Linked DNA regions of Homo sapiens: regions 1, 2, 3, 4 and 5 are each linked to region 6. A link is a contact called in ENCODE Hi-C data. All regions are on one chromosome and are shown on one strand. The core of a region is the stretch at or near the end of the contact, and the rest is flanking DNA. Distances in the headings are between cores, read along the strand shown. Region 1 holds the start of ECHS1 (enoyl-CoA hydratase, short chain 1). Region 2 holds the start of ZNF511-PRAP1 (ZNF511-PRAP1 readthrough). Region 3 holds the start of MTG1 (mitochondrial ribosome associated GTPase 1). Region 4 holds the start of EDRF1-DT (EDRF1 divergent transcript). Region 5 overlaps ADAM12 (ADAM metallopeptidase domain 12). Region 6 holds the start of C10orf143 (chromosome 10 open reading frame 143).

The links. A loop is a pair of places that touch in the nucleus more often than their neighbours do. Pooled maps may share reads with other maps.
Region 1: a loop to region 6 is called in a pooled map, with 6 times the contacts of the local background. The contact joins the promoter of ECHS1 here to the promoter of C10orf143 in region 6. A Hi-C loop is called at or near these places in 4 of 37 single-sample maps with no recorded cell type and 7 of 50 pooled maps.
Region 2: a loop to region 6 is called in a map of naive thymus-derived CD4-positive, alpha-beta T cell, with 16 times the contacts of the local background. The contact joins the promoter of ZNF511-PRAP1 here to the promoter of C10orf143 in region 6. A Hi-C loop is called at or near these places in 2 of 168 maps with a recorded cell type or tissue (naive thymus-derived CD4-positive, alpha-beta T cell and ovary), 1 of 37 single-sample maps with no recorded cell type and 9 of 50 pooled maps.
Region 3: a loop to region 6 is called in a map of naive thymus-derived CD4-positive, alpha-beta T cell, with 16 times the contacts of the local background. The contact joins the promoter of MTG1 here to the promoter of C10orf143 in region 6. A Hi-C loop is called at or near these places in 1 of 168 maps with a recorded cell type or tissue (naive thymus-derived CD4-positive, alpha-beta T cell), 4 of 37 single-sample maps with no recorded cell type and 9 of 50 pooled maps.
Region 4: a loop to region 6 is called in a map of CD4-positive, alpha-beta memory T cell, with 20 times the contacts of the local background. The contact joins the promoter of EDRF1-DT here to the promoter of C10orf143 in region 6. A Hi-C loop is called at or near these places in 2 of 168 maps with a recorded cell type or tissue (CD4-positive, alpha-beta memory T cell and naive thymus-derived CD4-positive, alpha-beta T cell) and 10 of 50 pooled maps.
Region 5: a map with no recorded cell type shows a loop between it and region 6 (14-fold over the local background). The contact joins the enhancer-like site here to the promoter of C10orf143 in region 6. A Hi-C loop is called at or near these places in 4 of 37 single-sample maps with no recorded cell type and 3 of 50 pooled maps.

What each region holds. Positions count from the first base shown.
Region 1 is chr10:133,371,491-133,374,603 of GRCh38, reverse strand. ECHS1 (enoyl-CoA hydratase, short chain 1) reads left to right here and starts at 1,250. Exons shown (of 8, transcript NM_004092.4): 1 at 1,250-1,358. The coding sequence starts at 1,271. It overlaps MIR3944 (microRNA 3944), which reads left to right and starts at 2,941; the gene lies at 2,941-3,048. RefSeq lists an enhancer at 507-596 and a silencer at 978-1,487.
Region 2 is chr10:133,307,641-133,310,769 of GRCh38, reverse strand. It overlaps ZNF511-PRAP1 (ZNF511-PRAP1 readthrough), which reads right to left and starts at 1,856. Exons shown (of 9, transcript NM_001396060.1): 1 at 1,674-1,856; 2 at 1,307-1,380; 3 at 793-994; 4 at 482-606. The coding sequence starts at 1,826. TUBGCP2 (tubulin gamma complex component 2) reads left to right here and starts at 1,898. Exons shown (of 18, transcript NM_006659.4): 1 at 1,898-1,947. ZNF511 (zinc finger protein 511) reads right to left here and starts at 1,856. Exons shown (of 6, transcript NM_145806.4): 1 at 1,674-1,856; 2 at 1,307-1,380; 3 at 793-994; 4 at 482-606. The coding sequence starts at 1,826. RefSeq lists enhancers at 1,371-1,665, 1,073-1,768, 2,492-2,721 and a silencer at 1,412-2,261.
Region 3 is chr10:133,392,407-133,395,406 of GRCh38, reverse strand. It overlaps MTG1 (mitochondrial ribosome associated GTPase 1), which reads right to left and starts at 1,250. Exons shown (of 11, transcript NM_138384.4): 1 at 1,075-1,250. The coding sequence starts at 1,186. RefSeq lists an enhancer at 1-524 and silencers at 849-1,048, 1,109-1,458.
Region 4 is chr10:125,717,892-125,720,790 of GRCh38, reverse strand. It overlaps EDRF1-DT (EDRF1 divergent transcript), which reads left to right and starts at 1,298. Exons shown (of 5, transcript NR_033847.1): 1 at 1,298-1,369. It overlaps EDRF1 (erythroid differentiation regulatory factor 1), which reads right to left and starts at 1,082. Exons shown (of 25, transcript NM_001202438.2): 1 at 876-1,082. The coding sequence starts at 983. RefSeq lists enhancers at 199-1,181, 1,297-1,376, 1,857-1,966.
Region 5 is chr10:126,040,430-126,043,320 of GRCh38, reverse strand. It overlaps ADAM12 (ADAM metallopeptidase domain 12), which reads left to right. Exons shown (of 23, transcript NM_001288973.2): 18 at 173-281. Among named protein-coding and RNA genes, the nearest start is that of FANK1-AS1, 69 kb to the right of the region's middle. RefSeq lists an enhancer at 1-407. Within about 2 kb of position 1,365, at least 19 of the 41 ENCODE cell types and tissues checked have a DNase peak (open chromatin) inside an H3K27ac peak, as active enhancers do.
Region 6 is chr10:130,109,080-130,112,197 of GRCh38, reverse strand. It overlaps C10orf143 (chromosome 10 open reading frame 143), which reads left to right and starts at 1,368. Exons shown (of 4, transcript NM_001355042.2): 1 at 1,368-1,494. The coding sequence starts at 1,426. LOC102724883 (a long non-coding RNA gene) reads right to left here and starts at 905. Exons shown (of 3, transcript NR_188169.1): 1 at 82-905. RefSeq lists enhancers at 64-193, 674-1,003, 1,864-2,043, 2,204-2,313, 2,904-3,118 and a silencer at 1,294-1,673.

The sequences.
Region 1 (3,113 bases), core at 1-2,500, 3.3 Mb before region 6:
CATTTACACAGGGCGTACACCAAGTAACCAATGGAAACCTCTAGAGGGTATTTAACCCCCCCAAAAAATCTGTAACGGGGCTCTTGAGCCGCTATGCTCAGCCGCTCCCACAGTGTGGAGTTATTTTCGTTGTCTTTTCTTGTTTCTTTTTTGAGACGAAGTCTGGCTCTATCGCCCAGGCTGGAGGGCAGTGGTGCGATCTCGGCTCACTGCAACCTCCGCCTCCCGGATTCAAGCAATTCTCCTGCGTCAGCCTCCCGAGTAGCTAAGACCACAGGCGTGCACCACCACGCCCGGCTAATTTTTGTGTTTTTAGTAGAGAGGGGGGTTTCACCATGTTGCCCAGGCTGGTCTCAAACTCCTGACGTCAGGTGATCTGCCCGCCTTGGCCTCCCAAAGTGCTGGGATTACAGGCCTGAGCCACCGCGCCCGGCCACACTTTTGTTTTCCATAAATCTCGCTTTTGTTGCTTCCTTCTTTCCGTGCTTTGTTTGTGCGTTTTGTCCAGTTCTTTGTTCAAGACGTCAAGAACCTGGACACCCTCCACCGGTCACAATAGCAGTTTCGCTTTCCATTCCATTTTATCCAGGGTGGTTTTATCTCCACCCTGGCGTTTGCAGAATCCGGGCAAGTACACAAATGGATGCTCCACAATACTTGTCTAGATATTTAAAAGGTATAAATAAAATAACTTAAATGAATGAAATTTTTATTATTTAAATCTGTTGAAGTCTTGTGTGCATGAAAATAAAACTCCTCCTAATGTGGCGTTCAGTGCCCACGCCGCTGCCACCGTGCCTGGCCCTGCGCCTGGGCGCGCTGTGTCCGCTGCTACAGACGCCGGCGGGCAGGCGGGCAGGCGGGCAGGCGGGCAGGCGGGCAGGCGGGCAGGCGGGCAGGCGGGCGGGGGGAGGCGGCGCAGAGCCCGGCAGGCGCCGCCGTTGCCTCCGCCTCCGCGCGGTCTCCCCGGGGCCAGCTGGGACCCCGAGGGCTGGGGCGGGGGCGGGGGCGCGGGCGACTGCGGCGGGGCCTGGAGGGCGCTGGTCCCAGCCCAGGGCGGGGTCCCGGGGACGCCCCTCGGCCTTAGATCCGCGAGCGGCAGCTCGGGCCTGGGGGCGGGGCCTGGCGGAGAGCGACCCGCTCACTCTGCCCGGGCTGATCTCGCGAGGGCCGCCTGGTCTCGCGGCGCTGGCCTGTGGGCGGAGCGAGCCCTGAAAGGCTATAGGCGAGGGGGCGGCTCCGCGGGGCCGGGCGAGGAGTCCAGAGAGCCATGGCCGCCCTGCGTGTCCTGCTGTCCTGCGTCCGCGGCCCGCTGAGGCCCCCGGTTCGCTGTCCCGCCTGGCGTCCCTTCGCCTCGGGTGAGTGCGCGGTGAGAGCTGGCGGCCCGAATCTCCTCCTGACTCCGACCTGCACGCCCAGACCAGATCCCAGACCGCACCCCCCTCCCACCTGACCCCGCATCCCCCACCTGACCCCAACCCACACCCCTCTTCCGCCTGACCCCGCACCCTCACCTGACCCCTACCCGCACCCCACTCCGCCTGACCCCGCACCCCCCCGCCTGACCCCGCACCCCCCCACCTGACCCCGCACCCTCCGGCCTGACCCCTACCCGCACCCCACTCCGCCTGACCCCGCACCCCCCCACCTGACCCCGCACCCCCCGGCCTGACCCCGCACCCCTCTTCCGTCCGATCCCGCATCCCCAGGGCCTGACTCCGCACTCTCCTGCCTGACCCCGCACCTACCACCTGACCCCGACCCGCAGCCCCTGCCTGGCTCAGGCCTGCAACACCCCCCTCGCCTAGTGCTGCACCCCCCACCTGACCCGCACCCACAGCCTGACCCAGGCTTAACACCCCCCCACCACCCGCCACCCCGCACCGACACCACCCACCTGACCCTGGCCCGCACCCCCACCCCCTGCCTGGCTCTGCAGGAGGCCACTCTCACCAGGCCACGTCCTGCGGGAGGCCCGGCGGCTGGCTGGTACTGCCCCAGTGCCAAGACCTCTGGCCAACTGGGCGCAGGGTGGGGGTTGTAAAAATCCGGGGTGTTCCCTCGGCTCTAAGAGCAGGCGTAGCTCCTGTGCAGCCGGCCAGCCCGAGAACAGGAGATGCAGGTGCATTTTGTCCTGGGTGCCTCCTGACCAGGGCCACCCCTCAGAGGGTCCTAAGGGAAAAGCTGACACCTCCTCCCCAGCCACAGGGGGCTGCCCTCTTCCTCCCTCGTGGCTCACCCGGGGCCCCACTCATGAGCGGCCATCACCGGCTCTAGTATCTGAGGAATCTTGGGCCATGCCTTGGGCTGGGGAAGAACTCTTGCTTCCTCTTCCTCCCTCACCCTGTGTAGCAGTGGACCACTGAGTTGTGTTGGTTTCATCTCCATGCTCTCCTTGGCCTTCGGCTTCTCCACCCTGACAGCAGCCCTTTCCTGGATCTTGCATGGCGGGCACTGCTGCCAGACACTTCACCTGTGATCTTCCAGTTACCCCTAGAAACCCACAGGATACGGCGGGGCACAGTGGCTAATGCCTATAATCCCAGCACTTTGGGAGGCTGAGGCAGGTGGATCACCTGAGGTCATCAAGACCACCTTGGCCAACATGGTGAAACCCCATGTCTACTAAAAATACAAAAATTAGCCAGGTGTGGTGGTGTGTGACCGTAGTCCCAGCTACTCGGGAGGCTGAGGCAGGAGAATCACCTGAACCCTGTAGGCAGAGGTCGCAGTGAGCCAAGATTGCGCCACTGCACTCCAGCCTGGGCAATAGAGTGAGACTCGGTCTCCAAAAAAAAGAAACCCATAGCACAGGGACTATGATCCCTGCTCTGCCACTAACGGAGGCAAGCATCCAACACACAGGCTACCTTTGTCTTTTCAGGTTCACCTTCTCACCCCTGGAACGCCATTGTCCTTTGTCTCCTTCCCACCTTGCTGTCCACCCAGCAGGCGCAGGTCCTGTGCAGCAGGCCAACCGAGAAGCGCCTGCGTCTCCCATTTTCGGGCTGGCCTGCTGCTCCGGACCTGTGCCTGATCTTAATGCTGCAGGAACACCCAGGATTTTCACATCCCCCACCCTGCGTCCAGTTGGCCAGAGGTCTTGGCACTGG
Region 2 (3,129 bases), core at 607-3,106, 3.2 Mb before region 6:
GCAGGAACATGTTAATCAACAGCTTTGTCATCAAGTTCATATGCGCACAACCAACCAGGACAAAAGGAAAGCCAGGGCTGCATGATGTGTGAGCACGGCCGACGGCTGCAGGAGGTACAGACACGGCCCCGAGGGGTGTGAGTGCGGATGACCACGGCCGACTGCTGCAGGAGGTACAGGCATGGCCCAGAGGGGTGTGAGTGCGGAGGCGCTGCGCCCGCTCATTCCCACACCCCCTCTGCTGCCTCCACCGGCACAGAGCTGGGCAGCCAGGGGCTCCCCTCCAGCCTCCCTTCGGCAGGGTGGCCGCTGGCACAACCACCTGTAGCTGTGTTGCCAGGGCTTCAGGTACCTGCAGGTGAACACCCCATTAGGTGACACACAAGTGCTTAATAAGTCTGACCGTCTATGCATTCCGGCTAGTTGGAAACCTTTTCCTAAAATCAAAAGCAGACACGTGCTGAGCCTGGCGGCTCCCTACCTTCTGCTTTTCTTTGGCTTATCAAACCGGAAGTCCGCGGGGTACAGGTGCATCCTCACCATGTGATCCTTCCGGTCTCTGCTGGTCTTGAACTTCTCTGTGCAGCCTTCTACCAAGCACTGATACTGAAATGGAGACCGTGTCACCTCCCTCTGACCCCTGGCCCTCCCCCACCGCCATGCCCCCGTAGCAGAGCTGCCAAGGGCGGAAAGGTGTCCCCGGCCTTGCCCGAGCACCCGAGAGCTGGGGGCAGCACTCTGAGCCCATCACCAATGGGGGGTGGCCTCGGCGGCTGTGCAGTTGTCACCCACCATGTCCTGCCTCTCAGACAGGATCTGGAAGAGCGAATCGTGCCACTCCAGGATGTGGGCGTCCAGCAGGTGTCCGGAAGGGAAGGCCCGCTTGCAAAAGGAGCAAACATTTCCGTGCAGCGTGTGGTAGTGGTGCTCGTAGTCGTCCAGGGCATCGAACACCTGGCAGCAGCCGGCCACCTGGCAGGCAAACGCGGGCACCCTGCCAAGGAGACGTGCTTCAGGAGCCCTTCCTCCGGTGCGAGGAACCAAGCTGGACTTTCTGCACAGTTTCCCTTTGAGACGTCCAATAAAGCCCCTATGCATCTTTTGCAATCCCAAACCCTCTTTTTATGAATTAAGTTTCACAAACAGGCTAGGTGGTGGAAGAGTCGGCCACGCCAAAGCTGGACAGGCACAGCGCCTCGGTGGGGCGGCCGCACATGGAAGAGCGGCAGCACAGCCCCAGGGACCAGGCACCGGTCAGGGAGGCGGCGCAGGAGTAGCACTGGCTAGGCACTGCCCATTCGCTTACCTGGGCTTCTCAGGCACGTCGGCCACCTGCATGATCACGTCCTGGAGGTAGAGGTGGCGCTGCACGTCCCCATCCTGCAGGAAAAGTGCGCCGTGGGCGGGGCCAGGTGACTCGCGGCACGCCCACCGCGTCAGGCCTCGCCCACACCCGTGGCCCCAGTCATCCCGCGCTCCGGTCCCGCCCCACAGCCTCAGGCCCCGCCCACTCCACGTTCCGGCCCCGCCCCACCACCTCAGGTCCCGCCTGTCCCAGGCTCCGGCCCCGCCCCGCAGTCGTAGGCCCCTCCCACTCCAGGCTCCGGCCCCGCCTCGCCGCCGTAGGCCCCACTGGATCCTACAACTACTTTTTCCCTCTTTTGCTCACGCACCTCGAAGAACTGGTGCTCCCGCGGGAAGCGCACGGGGCGCGCAACGAAGCGAAAGGGCGCGGCCCCAGCCGCGGGATCCCGCTCTACAGGCAGCGGCTCCGCCGCCCCGGGCCCCGCAGCGAGGCGGGCGCACAGCGCGGGGGGCAACTGCATCACCCCGGGCGCGGGCGGGCGCAGCCTGTCGGCCACCGTCCGCGAGCCGAGCCGGACGTGACGTCACGCTCACTTCCGCCGCCGTCGGGGGCTGCGCGGGGGCTGTGGCTCCGGGACTGCGGTGAGTCCTGGCCGAACGCGGGCGCGGGCGTGATGAGGGGGTTGGGGGACTGCCAGGCCCGGGGGGGCCCACGAGGCGACGGGGCTGGCGGGACGCGGCTCTTCCCGCGCGCTCCCTCTGGCTGTGCAGCGGTCCCCGAACTCTGGGGCCGAAGCCCTTCGGGCCTGCACCGGCCAGGCCAGCGTCTTGCCCCGCGGCCCGACACTCAGCCGGGGCGGGGCGGAGCGGGCCTCCGGGTCGTCCCGGGTGTCCCCTCCCAGCCCTGGGAAGCCGGGTCGCAGGTCCCCCTCTCGCACGCCCTCTCCCGTCCGCCTTGCCCCGCCTGTCGTCTCCCGCTGCAGTCCCTGGATCTTGTTCCCTCTAAACCAGTCGCGAACTGGAGCCAAAGTGACTCCAGTTTTATTGTAACCGTTTTTAATTTAAAGCCCTTGGGTGACTTCCCGTTACTTTAGTTCAAAGGCCCTTTCCTGGTTTGTCGGGGTCCTGTCGACCTCTCCAGTCCCCGCAGCTCCCGTGAAACACAGGACCTGTGCTAGGTGCTCAGGGCGTGTGGGGGAAGGCATCACAGGAGGGCGCGGCAGCCTTGTAGGAGAGACAGACGTCAGAGTAAAGAGTCACCTAATTAAAATGGTGAATGACAACACACGCGGGAAGCAGTGGACGCTTCAGATCTACTGCAGAGAATGGGCCCAGTGGCGGATAGAGGCTTTAGCTTTCTCGTCTGTCACCCAGGCTGGAGTGCAATGGTGCGATCATAGCTGATAGATCGCTGCGGCCTCAAATTCTTGGGCTCAAGTGGTCCTGCTGCCTCAGCGTTCCAAAGAGCTGTAACTGCAGGCGTGAGCCACCATGCCTGCCCCTGTACTTTTTCCATGTTTAGATACACAAATATCTCTGTGTTACAGTTGTCTAGTGTTCAGCACCGCCACCTGCTGGGCAGGTTTGTAGCCCACGAGCAAGAGGCTCCTCTAGGTGGTTTAGGTGCATTGTAGGCCGTACACCATCCAGGTCTGCGAGTGACTCTGATGATCGCACAGAAGGAAATCATGTAACCATACGTTTCTCTTTTTTTCTTTTGGAGATAGTGTCTCTCTCTGTCGCTCAGGCTGGAGTGCAGTGGCGCGATCTGGGCTCACTGCAACCTCTGCCTGCTGGGTTCAAGCGATTCTCGTGCCTCAGCTT
Region 3 (3,000 bases), core at 1-2,500, 3.3 Mb before region 6:
TTTTTGTTTTCTGAGACGGAGTCTTGCTCTGTCACCCAGGCTGGAGTGCAGTGGCACGATCTCGGCTCACTGCAACCTCCGCCTGCCAGGTTCAAGCAATTCTCCTGCCTCAGCCTCCCGAGTAGCTGGGACTACAGGGACGCGCCACCATGCCGGGCTAATTTTTTGTATTTTTAGTAGAGACACGGTTTCACCATGCTGGCCAGGATAGTCTCGATGTCCTGACCTCGTGATCTGCCCACCTCGGCCTCCCAAAGTACTGGGATTACAAGCGTGAGCCACCGGGCCGGGCCCTTCCACGGGTCTTAATCTGGGCTATAACACAGAGTAACACTGGCTCATTAGGCCCCTGCTACCTCGCGGGGATGATGACGATAGTCCCCTAACCAGGAATACCACACACAACCAAGATAACAAAGCTTCCAGCTTTCTTCCCCTCCAGTGTTATCCGAAGACCGAGGACACAGCCTCAGTCACCCACACGGGCCCTTCTTCCCCCTCGGCCCCCAGTACACGCGGAGCCGACGCAGGAGTGGCCATCACAACACCTAGACGGGCTGGGCTGGCCCCAGAGGTCTTCTTGGGGCCGAATTGTGACAAACAGTAAGAATTACCAAAGACGTTAAGCAGGAGAACGACTCAAGATACCAGTTAAAACTGAACAGGTGCCTTCATACCCACTGTTTCATTTAGTCCCCAAAAGACTCAGAAAAGTCTATCTTGTCAAGAACATGTGGAAACGGAGGCTTCGGGGGATTAAAAGGGCAGAAGGAACTTGCTGGGAACAGAGGACAGGGGCGGCGGGCCAGAGGTAGGAGGTCAAGCAGGCCCTGGGTCCGAGGCTGCGCCGCGGGGGCACTCGCGGGAACGGGCCTCTCCCGCAGCTGCGCAGGGGAAGGGGTCCCGGCGGCTCCGGGAGCGGGTGAGAGCGGGGAAGGAGGGGAGACAAGGGAGGAGGGGCGGGGCCAGCCCAGAACGACCGGGAGAAGCAGGCGACGGCCGAAACCGGGGTGGGAGGGAAGCAGAGGCGCCGCGGCCGTAGGCATGACCTTGCCCCTCCCCGCCGTGCCTCACCCTTGGCCATGTGGCCCGGGAACCAGCGCGCCACGTCGCGACCGCACAGGGGGAAGTTCTCCCGCCAGGCGGCCTGGGCGGCGCTGCACAGCGCGCGCGGGGTCAATCTCATGGCGGCACCGTCCCCGGAAACGCTCCCGCAGCTGACCTCCTCTGCGCCGCTGCGACCCGCCTCTGAGGTTCCGGCGCTGCGGGCCTCCGGCACTGCGGGCTTCCGGCGCTCCAAGGGGCCGCACCACGGCCTGCGCGTGCGCACGACGTTGCCTCCGCCTCCGGCGAAGCCCGGAGTGGGCGGGGCCCGGGCCCAGAGGGAGGGACGAATGGTGGGTCGAGCGTCGGGGCGGGACTGCGAGGAGACCCGGGGGGACGGGGAGGTTCCTGGGTTTTGTGGGTTTAAGTAATTCGCAGATTTATTAACATTCATTAAATATTAAAAATCATCGTTCTCCCTTAAGCATATCCTGAGTATAAGTGTAAAAATTTAGCAATCTCTTTTTACAATTTGGTTAAAATCTCTCAAATACTTTAAATTTACCTTATAAATGTAATCTCTTCATTTTCTTTTTAAGTACTTCAGGGTTTTTGTTTGTTTTGTTTTGTTTGAGACGGAGTCTCCGCTCTGTTGCCCAAGAGTGCAGTGGCACGATCTCGCTCATTGCAACCTCCAACTCCTGAGTTCAAGGGATTCTCCCACCTCAGCCTCCGGAGTAGCTGGGATTACTGGCGCCTGCCACCACGCCGGCTGATTTTGTATTTTTAGTAGAGATGGAGTTCCACCATGTTGGCCAGGCTGGTCTCCAACTCCTGACCTCAAGTGATCTACCTGTCTCGGCCTCCCAAAATGCTGGGATTACAGGCATGAGCCACCGCGCGCAGCCTCAAGTACTTCAGGGTTTAATATAACAAACTGTTTCCAAATACTGACTGCAGTTCTGCTAAATTAAACCGATTAATTAATGAGGCTGAAATATTCTCCACTGTCCAAGACTAGACATAAATATAGTCGGATTTCAACTCTAAATCAGCAGTCAGCAACTGCTCAATTGCACACTGCGTTACAAGAGTATTACTCTACCGGAATTTTTATTTTTGAGACGGAGTCTCGCTCTGTCGCCAGGCTGGAGTGCAGTGGCGTGATCTTGGCTCACTGCAACCTCCGCCTCCCGGGGTTCAAGCAGTTCTCCTGCCTTAGCCTCCTGAGTAGCTGGGACTACAGGTGCGCACCACCACGCCCGGCTACTTTTTTTGTATTTTTAGTAGAGATGGGGTTTCACCATGTTGGCCAGGCTAGTCTCGAACTCTGACCTCAGGTGATCTGCCCACCTCAGCCTCCCAAAGTGCTGGAATTACAGGCATGAGCCATGGCACCCAGCCTCTACTGGAATTTTTTAAACAAGCTACTGAAAATACCAAACATGCTCAAATTCTAAGTACAAAAATATTGCCATGGTTCTGATGTTCTTAAACCACCTAATACCCTAACGCCTAGCTGTAAATATTTTTGGGCATGAGAGAGTGGCCCCTCCGTGGAAGACAGAAGCCTCCCAGGTGGTTTCTGGGCTGAGTGGGGGCAGTCAGGGCCTCCTGCTAGGTCAATGCCCCCAAGCCCCCTCCTCACCAAGCCGGTCCCTCACACCCAGAGGGGGCAGCCTGGGTCTTGCTGCCTTTCTCCCTGGGATACAGAATTGATGAAACCCTAAATGTCAATGATAAAGATTTTTGTACTTTAAGGAAGCTGCATTCCCTCATGGTCCTAGGAGCACAAAACCACAATAAAACCCTGTGGAATCTGAATTTCTCTCCCAGGCGTCTGATGGGCAGGTGTCCCCAGAGAGAACAGTCTGGTGACACAGCAAATGCAGGTGGGGCTGCTGGCTACAGAGGGAGGCTGGGGCTCGGGAGGGTGGGGTCAGGGAACATCCTAGG
Region 4 (2,899 bases), core at 49-2,548, 4.4 Mb after region 6:
CGCCCAGGCTAGGGTGCAGTGGAGCAATCATGGCTCACTGCAACCTCGGCTTCTGGGGTTTACGCCATTCTCCTGCCTCAGCCTCCCTAGTAGCTGGAATTACAGGCGTGCACTACCACGTCCGGCTAATTTTTGTATTTTTAGTAGAGACAGGGTTTTGCCATGTTGGCCAGGCTGGTCTCGAACTCCCCGACCTCAGGTGATCCACCCACCTCGGCCTCCCAAAGTGCTAGGATTACAGGCGTGAGCCACCGCGCCCGGCCAAAGATGTATTTTAATTTTAATAACACATCATTCATAAAATAGTCTGGTAGAACATTTGGGCTTTTTGTTTTAATGCAAATATTTAGTAATCGATGCATCGGTTCATGCATGCATGCATGGTTCAAATACTCTTGAGTCTCTAACTTCATAGAAAGGCATTGGGGGTTCGTTCCTCACAGCCTGCACTTGCACACTCCCAAAGCAAGTTCGGCGTCTGGGTTCAATATTCTAACCTTTCACGCAGTACCTCTTCTGCATGGCAAACATTTTACACCCTTTGTGAATTAGTTCGGTCTCATTCTCGGCGAGTCACTACCTGGCACCGTTTCTTCCCTCCTGCTTTGCACGACTGTGCCACGTTTTGGAACGACATATTTACATGTACCCTCCTTGAGAGGAAAGATCGTATCTAATTCACCTGTCGGCTACCAGAACTGCTTTTAATACGAATACCTGCCGACTGGAGCATGGACTTCAACTCCCTGTTTTGGGGGTGTCAGGGAAACATGGAGAAGCCTCCAGAATCTGCCGGGAACCGTGGCATCCCTCCCCGGTGGAGCGGGTCCTCCGCTCCCACATCCCTGGCAGGTCCCCCTCCGCGGAGGACTCACCTGTGCAGAAGATTCCTCGGATTCTCCCTGGGACAGGAGGCTGAGCCCTCCTCGAGCGGCGGCCCCGGCCGGCGGACCCTCGGCTCCGGCCTCCTTGGCATCCCCCATCACTTCGATCCAGGGCAGGCGATACGACGGGGGAGCGGAGGAGCAGCAGCAGCAACGCAGGCCCAAAGCAGGGTAAGCGCCAGAGACGCTCCGCGGACCGCACTTCCGGTCTCTGCCAGGAAGAAGTAGCTGTGACTCGCCATTAAATCTCGCGATCTTTGTCCCGAAGGCCCGGCCCCGCCTCCCGCTGCGGGTGCCACCTTCGCGGCCAGGGCGGGAATTGTAGTGCGCCTGCGCTTGTCCGAACCTCTTCGGGAGACTACTTCTCGCGGTATCTGACTCCTAGGCTCCGCCCTCTGCACGCCGCTCACGGTATCTGACGCTCAGGCTCCGCCCCCTGCATGTCTTTGTTGGCAAACAGTTCTGGGGGTCGTCCGATCCTGCAGGTAGTGTCCGCGTGGGAGGGGAGGTGCAGCCGTCAGCGCTGCCGGCGGCTCCCGTTACGTGAATTAGTGAGAGGTTCAAACTTCTTCCCCAGGCTTCAGTGTCACATCTTTTCACACGGGCACCCCGAGGGCCCGGACTGGAAAGGCGAGCCAGCCATCTCGAGACTGGGCGCTCCTGCCCGCCTTTTAGTGCCCATGTGGCCCCATCCTGGGTGTGGGAGCGGCGGGGCTTCCGGGGAGGGCGCTGGGACGCGCGGACGAGGCCCTCCCCGTTTAGGGAATGGGTGGCTTTCGGAGTCTTCTGGGGGCCCGGCATGCCCGCTGCTTGCGGGGCGTCCCAGGTGGTGCAGGACCCGTGAGACGCTGAACCTGGGGCCTCGTAACGCCTAGGTTTCCATTCGGGCGCTCTGGATGGGTCCGAGACTCGGCATTTCTCACAGGTTCCCAGGAAACGATGCCAGCGCTTTGAGTAGCGAAGAGGTGGAGAAATAGCCCGGGCCGTTTGCAAGCTTTGAAGGTCCAGGCTCTCTTTCACACTCCTCAGTGTCATCTCAAACTGTCAAACGCAGCCACATCCGTTATACAATACATGTTTTGTAGTAAAAGTGTTTTGTTGTGCCGTAAGATACAGAAAGTGTTTTTAAAAATTAACTTGGCTCTTGCAATTTGGCTGTCTCAATTTGTAATTCACGTTTGGCTCTTACAACTCACTGTCCTGTCCGTTTTCAGGAATGCTCCTGATGAGTAAGCATTCAACTCACAAATTGCTTTCAAATGTAACAAAACAATTTTATGAATTAAATTTAACAGGCCGGGCGCGGTGGCTCACGCCTTTAATCCCTGCACTTTGGGAGGCCGAGGTGGGCAGATTGCCTGAGGTCAGGAGATCGAGACCAGCCTGACGAACAGGGTGAAACCCCATCTCTACTAAAAATACAAAAATTAGCCAGATGTGGTGGTGGGCGCCTGTAATCCCAGCTACTAGGGAGGCTGAGGCAGGAGAATCGCTTGAACCTGGGAGGCAGAGGTTGCAGTGAGCAGAGATGGCAACACTGCGCTCCAGCCTGGGCGATAGTGAGACTCTGTCTTAAAAAAATAATAATAGTGAATTAAATTTAACAGTTAATTTGATATAATAGTGTATTTTGTAGACATTTACTTCAACATGTATTGATTTTGATTTTTATCATTTCATTTGAATATTGCAGCCAATAATTCTTTTTTGGTTTTTGCAAGTTATGCATTGTTTTTTATGGTGAAAAGTTGAACATAATATCTAACACTAGGAGGAGGATAGTCAAATTTGGTTTTGGTAGAAAATAAACCCTGTGCAACCATAAACTTGTTTTTCAGGAATATTTAAGAACATTTAAATTGCATATCATATAATGTTAAGTGATAAGTGAAATTTTAAAAAGCCAATATGCAGCCTAGCGCGGTGGCTCACGCCTGTAATCCCAGCACTTTGGGAGGCAGATGCGGGTGGATCACGAGGTCAGGAGATCGAGACCATCCTGGCTAACACGGTGA
Region 5 (2,891 bases), core at 116-2,615, 4.1 Mb after region 6:
GCCCCTGTGTGGTGTGTAGTGCCGGCTTTGGGCTTATTCGCACCATGGCGTGTGCTGAGTCTGGCTGTGTCAGTGTTGGGGGGGGGCTCTGACCATGGCCCCCCTTGCTTCTGCTGTGGTGATGCACAGAGCATATGCCCTAACCCCACGTCCCTCCCCTCTGCCCTGAAAGGTGTGCAACAACAGGAAGAACTGCCACTGCGAGGCCCACTGGGCACCTCCCTTCTGTGACAAGTTTGGCTTTGGAGGAAGCACAGACAGCGGCCCCATCCGGCAAGCAGGTCAGTGAAGCCCCTGCATCCCGGTGGGAGGAGGCTGAGCACCTGGGGGCGGGTGGGCTCGCCAGCTGTCAGCATGGGTGCAGGTAGAGCCAACAAGAAACCCAGTGGGGACCCCACATGGGTCTACACAGCCTAGGGTCTCCCGCAGTTTCCAGATGCCCCTCTCATCCCTGCCCGATCTTCTCTGAGGCTCCTTGCTCTCTGCTTTGACTGAGTGGCTGAGTTTGCCAGTTCCTTAGCCTGCGACACTTTTCTTAACTAAGGTCATTTCTATAGTGAACTGCTGAATGGGTATGAATGTCATCACTGTATCAAAGTACTTTGTAAAGGCCGACATCTGTGTGGTAGGGTGACAAGGTGTGAAGTTTAATGCCTTTTAAAAATCTTACTGGAAAGACACCCACCTCTTAGTAAAGGTGACAGTCACGGCAGCAGTGGGAGTCATTGCAACAGCTTTTGCATATGGAATGATGTGTGCAGGTGCTGTGTGGTGCATTTTATGCCCATGATGTCATCCCCTCCTTATACAACTCTGAAGAAGGTGGTATGATTCTTTTCTCACATACCTAGGACCTGAGGCTCAGGGAAGTTAAGTAATTTGCCTAATGTGATCTCGCTAAGATTTACACACACACAGGTCTGCCTGTCCCCCAAGAAGCTCTTAGTAGCAGCTGTGCTTGAACTCGTGGCCATTTCTCCTCGGATGACCTTTAGAAATGGTTTACTGGTGCGGTGCTGTTTTCTCTGAGTTCTTATTGGGCAATTCAGGGGCAAGTCTAAATGATGCCTCTTTTCGAGGGAAAGAAGCAAGGCAGGAAGCTGCAGAGTCCAACAGGGAGCGCGGCCAGGGCCAGGAGCCCGTGGGATCGCAGGAGCATGCGTCTACTGCCTCACTGACACTCATCTGAGCCCTCCCATGACATGGAGACCGTGACCAGTGCTGCTGCAGAGGAGGTCACGCGTCCCCAAGGCCTCCTGTGACTGGCAGCATTGACTCTGTGGCTTTGCCATCGTTTCCATGACAACAGACACAACACAGTTCTCGGGGCTCAGGAGGGGAAGTCCAGCCTACCAGGCACGTCTGCAGAAACAGTGCAAGGAAGGGCAGCGACTTCCTGGTTGAGCTTCTGCTAAAACATGGACATGCTTCAGTGCTGCTCCTGAGAGAGTAGCAGGTTACCACTCTGGCAGGCCCCAGCCCTGCAGCAAGGAGGAAGAGGACTCAAAAGTCTGGCCTTTCACTGAGCCTCCACAGCAGTGGGGGAGAAGCAAGGGTTGGGCCCAGTGTCCCCTTTCCCCAGTGACACCTCAGCCTTGGCAGCCCTGATGACTGGTCTCTGGCTGCAACTTAATGCTCTGATATGGCTTTTAGCATTTATTATATGAAAATAGCAGGGTTTTAGTTTTTAATTTATCAGAGACCCTGCCACCCATTCCATCTCCATCCAAGCAAACTGAATGGCAATGAAACAAACTGGAGAAGAAGGTAGGAGAAAGGGCGGTGAACTCTGGCTCTTTGCTGTGGACATGCGTGACCAGCAGTACTCAGGTTTGAGGGTTTGCAGAAAGCCAGGGAACCCACAGAGTCACCAACCCTTCATTTAACAAGTAAGAATGTTAAAAAGTGAAAACAATGTAAGAGCCTAACTCCATCCCCCGTGGCCATTACTGCATAAAATAGAGTGCATTTGAAATACCGCTGCCTCCACCCTGTTCATACATATATAAAATCAAGGCAGGCCATGAGCAAGCATGGCTCACTGCTCCCTGGCCTGGCCATGGCTCAGGGGCTCATTAAACAAGTACTTGTGTGTCTGCCACACACCAGCCACTCTCCTGGGTCCTGGAGAGACATTAAGCAAGAATGACATGGCATAAGTGAGGGGTACGACTGCAGGGAGAGAGGGCATCATGGGAGGGGAGCAACCCCCACAGAGCGGCAGGGGGTTGTCAGGAAGGCTCCTGGGGACCCTGCATCTGTTGAGGTCTGAAGGGGGCGAGGGAAACATGCATTCTGAAGCCGAGATAGCTGGCTGTGCGAAGATCTAGAGGAGTGTGGACTGGCCTGGGCTCAGATTCTAGAGTGCGGACTGGGCCAACAGGAGGGGACACAGGACACGGTGCTCGTGCTGGTCCTGGGGAAGAGGGAAATGGAGTCAGTCACTGCCCGGGCCTCTGGCTTGAGCAACCCTGGGGAGTTCAGCAGGTTCAGTGTGGGGGCCCTGTAAATGTTCAGTTTCATAGATTGATGTATTGAAGATTTATGGATTCACTTTATGGAACTAGAAATTATAGTTCAAGATTTTTGCTGTTCACTTTTTAAATTAACTTTAATTAACTTTGTTATGAGACACCAGAACTCTAGCTAGAGCCCCCTGTGATCACTACTAAGGGTCTGAAAAGAGTGACATTTTGCCCAGGAAACCAGAAGCAATGCTTTTCCAGTAACACCAACAAGTAAGTCAAGACTGTCATCTGTTGGCTGTCTTGCTTAGGCTAAGACACATCCCTGATAGGCCTTGTTAGTGGGGGATGGGGTCCAGAAACCAAGAAGGTGTGAAAGACATTCTTTCCCTGGAGTAGGAGCTGCTGCTGCAGTGATCCACAGCC
Region 6 (3,118 bases), core at 119-2,618:
AGGATCATGCAGCAAATAGCCCGAAGAGGGATTCATGCGTTTCACCATAATGGTTAAGAACAGGGCTTTGTCAAAGGATACCTTCAACTGCAGCAGAATGATGGACTCAAATCACAGAGACACGACAAAGTGACGGGTAGTCAGCTGTGGGTTGGTTCAGAGGCTCAGGCTGTTCCGGCTCTAGGTGATTTCCTGCTTTCCTAGGGTTCCCACCAGCTGCCCTCATGGTGACAAAAAGGCTGCTGCAGCTCCAGGAAACTTACACTGGGCAAGGACAACAGGAAGAAAACAGCCCCCACCCACCCAACTCCCCTTTTAACTAGAAGATCTTTCCCGAAACTCTGCCTCAACAGACCTCGCTTACTTCTCCCTGGCCCGTACTAGGTCGTGTACCCATCGTTAGCCAATCGCTGGCAACGGATTGGCCCCGTTTTAATTTATCCAAAAAAGGCGCCAGTCTGGGCTGTTTGGAGCAGTCAAGGGAGCTCCGTGCTAAGGCAGGAGGGGCCTGGACATGCGGCTGCAGGAGTCCGGGCCTCGGTGCCCTAAGATGAGGGCTCAGTGGTGCTCAGCACCGCGCCGGGCCAGAGACTGAGCCGCCGCCGGCTGTTGAGGGTTGGTTGGCTGAATCCCCGGCAGGGGCCAGGCGGAGCGAACATCACCGCGGCAACTGCCTCCACAGCACACACTCCCGACAGTGGCTGCGCTTTTCCCCTTCAGCACAGCCCAAAGGCCCCGGCAGCTCAGCACCTGCGACCTCCTAGTGCCCTCCAGCCTACGGAGGAGTAGAAGTCCTTCCGGGGCCTCCCAACCAGCAGCCACCAGCCACCAGCCACAAAAGCCGTGAGCCGCGCGGGGCTGGCCTGAAAGCTCTGCGTCTTCCCACCGCGGCAACAGCAGCTCCCACCCGGAAGCGAGGCAGCCCTGCGGACCACAACTCCCAGAAACACCCGCTGTCTCGCTCAAGCTAATTGACCCGCTGCGCCATCTATTAGCCAACCAGCCACAGGGAGACGGCTCCCCACGAGGCCTAACAACCAATCATAAGACAGAGGAGGCGGGCGCTCCTCCAGCCGATCCACGGGGTGTTGTCAAAAGTTTGGCGGGATCCTGAAAGAATGCTTTCTTTAGAGCCCCACGGCTGCTCCTGTGAAGGGAGAAGCGACAAGCAGAGATATGCAGGGACCTCTCTGCGAAGTAATGACTTGGGGCAGACGGACAACGCCCACAGCATCCCAATAGTCTCAGAAGACTCTGGTCTCTGCTACTCCTGCCTGCGGTCCTCGCCTTGGTGCTCTCGCGCTTCCCGCGGCGTCCCGCCCCTCCCTCTCCTTATTGGCTCCCCAGGGCCTTGTGCGGAAGGGGGCGTGGTGCGCGGGCCTCGGCCAGGCCTGAGATGCCGGGAGGGTTTGACCCTGGGGCTGCATGGACAGCTTAGCGCTCGGCCGCTGGCGACAGCGGAGGGCGGAGGATCTGCAGGTTCCGGGGGACGTGGTGAGCCCCCGGGGCCTGGGCGTTAGGGACGGGAGGGCGGATGGCCCCTGGGCGGGTTCCCACCGCGCCTCGTTTTTGCCGGCGCGGCCCTGCCTGTGAGGAGGCCTGGCCCAAGACACTCGCACGCTCGCGTACGTCCCTGGGAGGGCGTGGCCAGTGATGGGCGTGGCCTGTTAGGGCGGGGTTGTGACGCCGCTCTCCCGGTTTCGCGCCTGCGCGGTCGGGCGCGGAGCTCGGGCACCTTCCTGACCCACACGCTCACTGGGGCTCCAGACCCAGGCTCCCTAAAACATGGGCCGAGACTCATTGCAGGACCTCGGGTGCTTGGTATCCGTGTCATGTCTTCTCCTGCCGTCTACACCTGACTGTTCCTGAGTCTCGTTCACTGAGCGCCTGCCACGTGCCAGGCCCAGGGCTGGGTGTTGGGGGACGAGTACGTGGGGAGCGAACACGCGCAGAAAATTACCCGGCATTGAGCGTGTTAGTGCTTCTTGGGCTGAGTCCATTAACTGATGAGCAGAGGGTAAGATGAGATGGTAATGGGGAGACTTGCACAAGATCCCAGGGTGCGTGGGTAAGTCAGGTATGTGTGAGACTTGAAGGATGACCGGGGGTAGGCAGGATGGGAGGTGACAAAAAACAGTGTTGGAGGAAGGAGCTTAGCGTCTTAGGGGCACTGAAAGAAGTACTGCAGGATTGGAGCTGGAAGACAGAGCTGCTTGGCATTCCTGTATTTTATCTTCCACCTCTGCTTGCAAATTGGCCAGTTCTTACTTAACCTCGTTTATTTCAAAGTTCCTCGCTAGGGGCAGCAGTGAGCAGCCAACATACCGCATATTTGCTTTTTTTTTTCTTCTAGAGCTACACAGGCTTGGTAAGTGCAGGATCCGTCTTCCCAGTTAATACAGGCAGCATTTTTTTAGATGTCTTTACTGCGTAGCGGGAATGACTAGCTTTCTACCCTGCACCATCTCTTTCCTCACTACTCACTGCCTGGCCGTGAAGCCAGTACCACTTAGGTTTCTATCACAGCCGCACCCCTCCTCCAGGTACCAATTGTTATATTACTAGGGTGCAGGTTACCCCAGTAATATAGTAATAATATGGTATAGTAATGTAGTATAGTAATAGTATAGTACAGTAATATAGCAGGTTAGGGTGCTTTTGTAACCAAGAGCCTTCAAAGCACGCTGGCCCTAACAAGATGGAAGTTTGATTCTCCTGCACAGAACAGCATGGACGTGAGCAGTCCAGTGGGGTGGAGCCCAGGGTCACTAAATATAGGCGTAGGGCTGGTGGTACCCAGATCAGGGGATATGCGGGGACCTAAGTTCCTTCCCCTCACACCATCCCCTGGGTGTCACCCTCCTCTGCATAGCCAAGGGTGGCTCACTGCTACTGTGCTACCAGATGGCAGAAAAACAAACAGAAAAGTGACATGATTATGCTGATGTGTTGAGACCTTACTTCACTGCCCTGGAAAATGAAAGGTGTGATCAGGGTGCAGGCAGGGAGGCAAGGCTTGTGGCTACAGTAGTGTGTCAGAGGAGAAGTGGCAGAGGTTTGCACAAGAGAGGGCAGTGGGGTGGTGACACTAGAGAGACGTGACTGTGTAGAGGGAGAG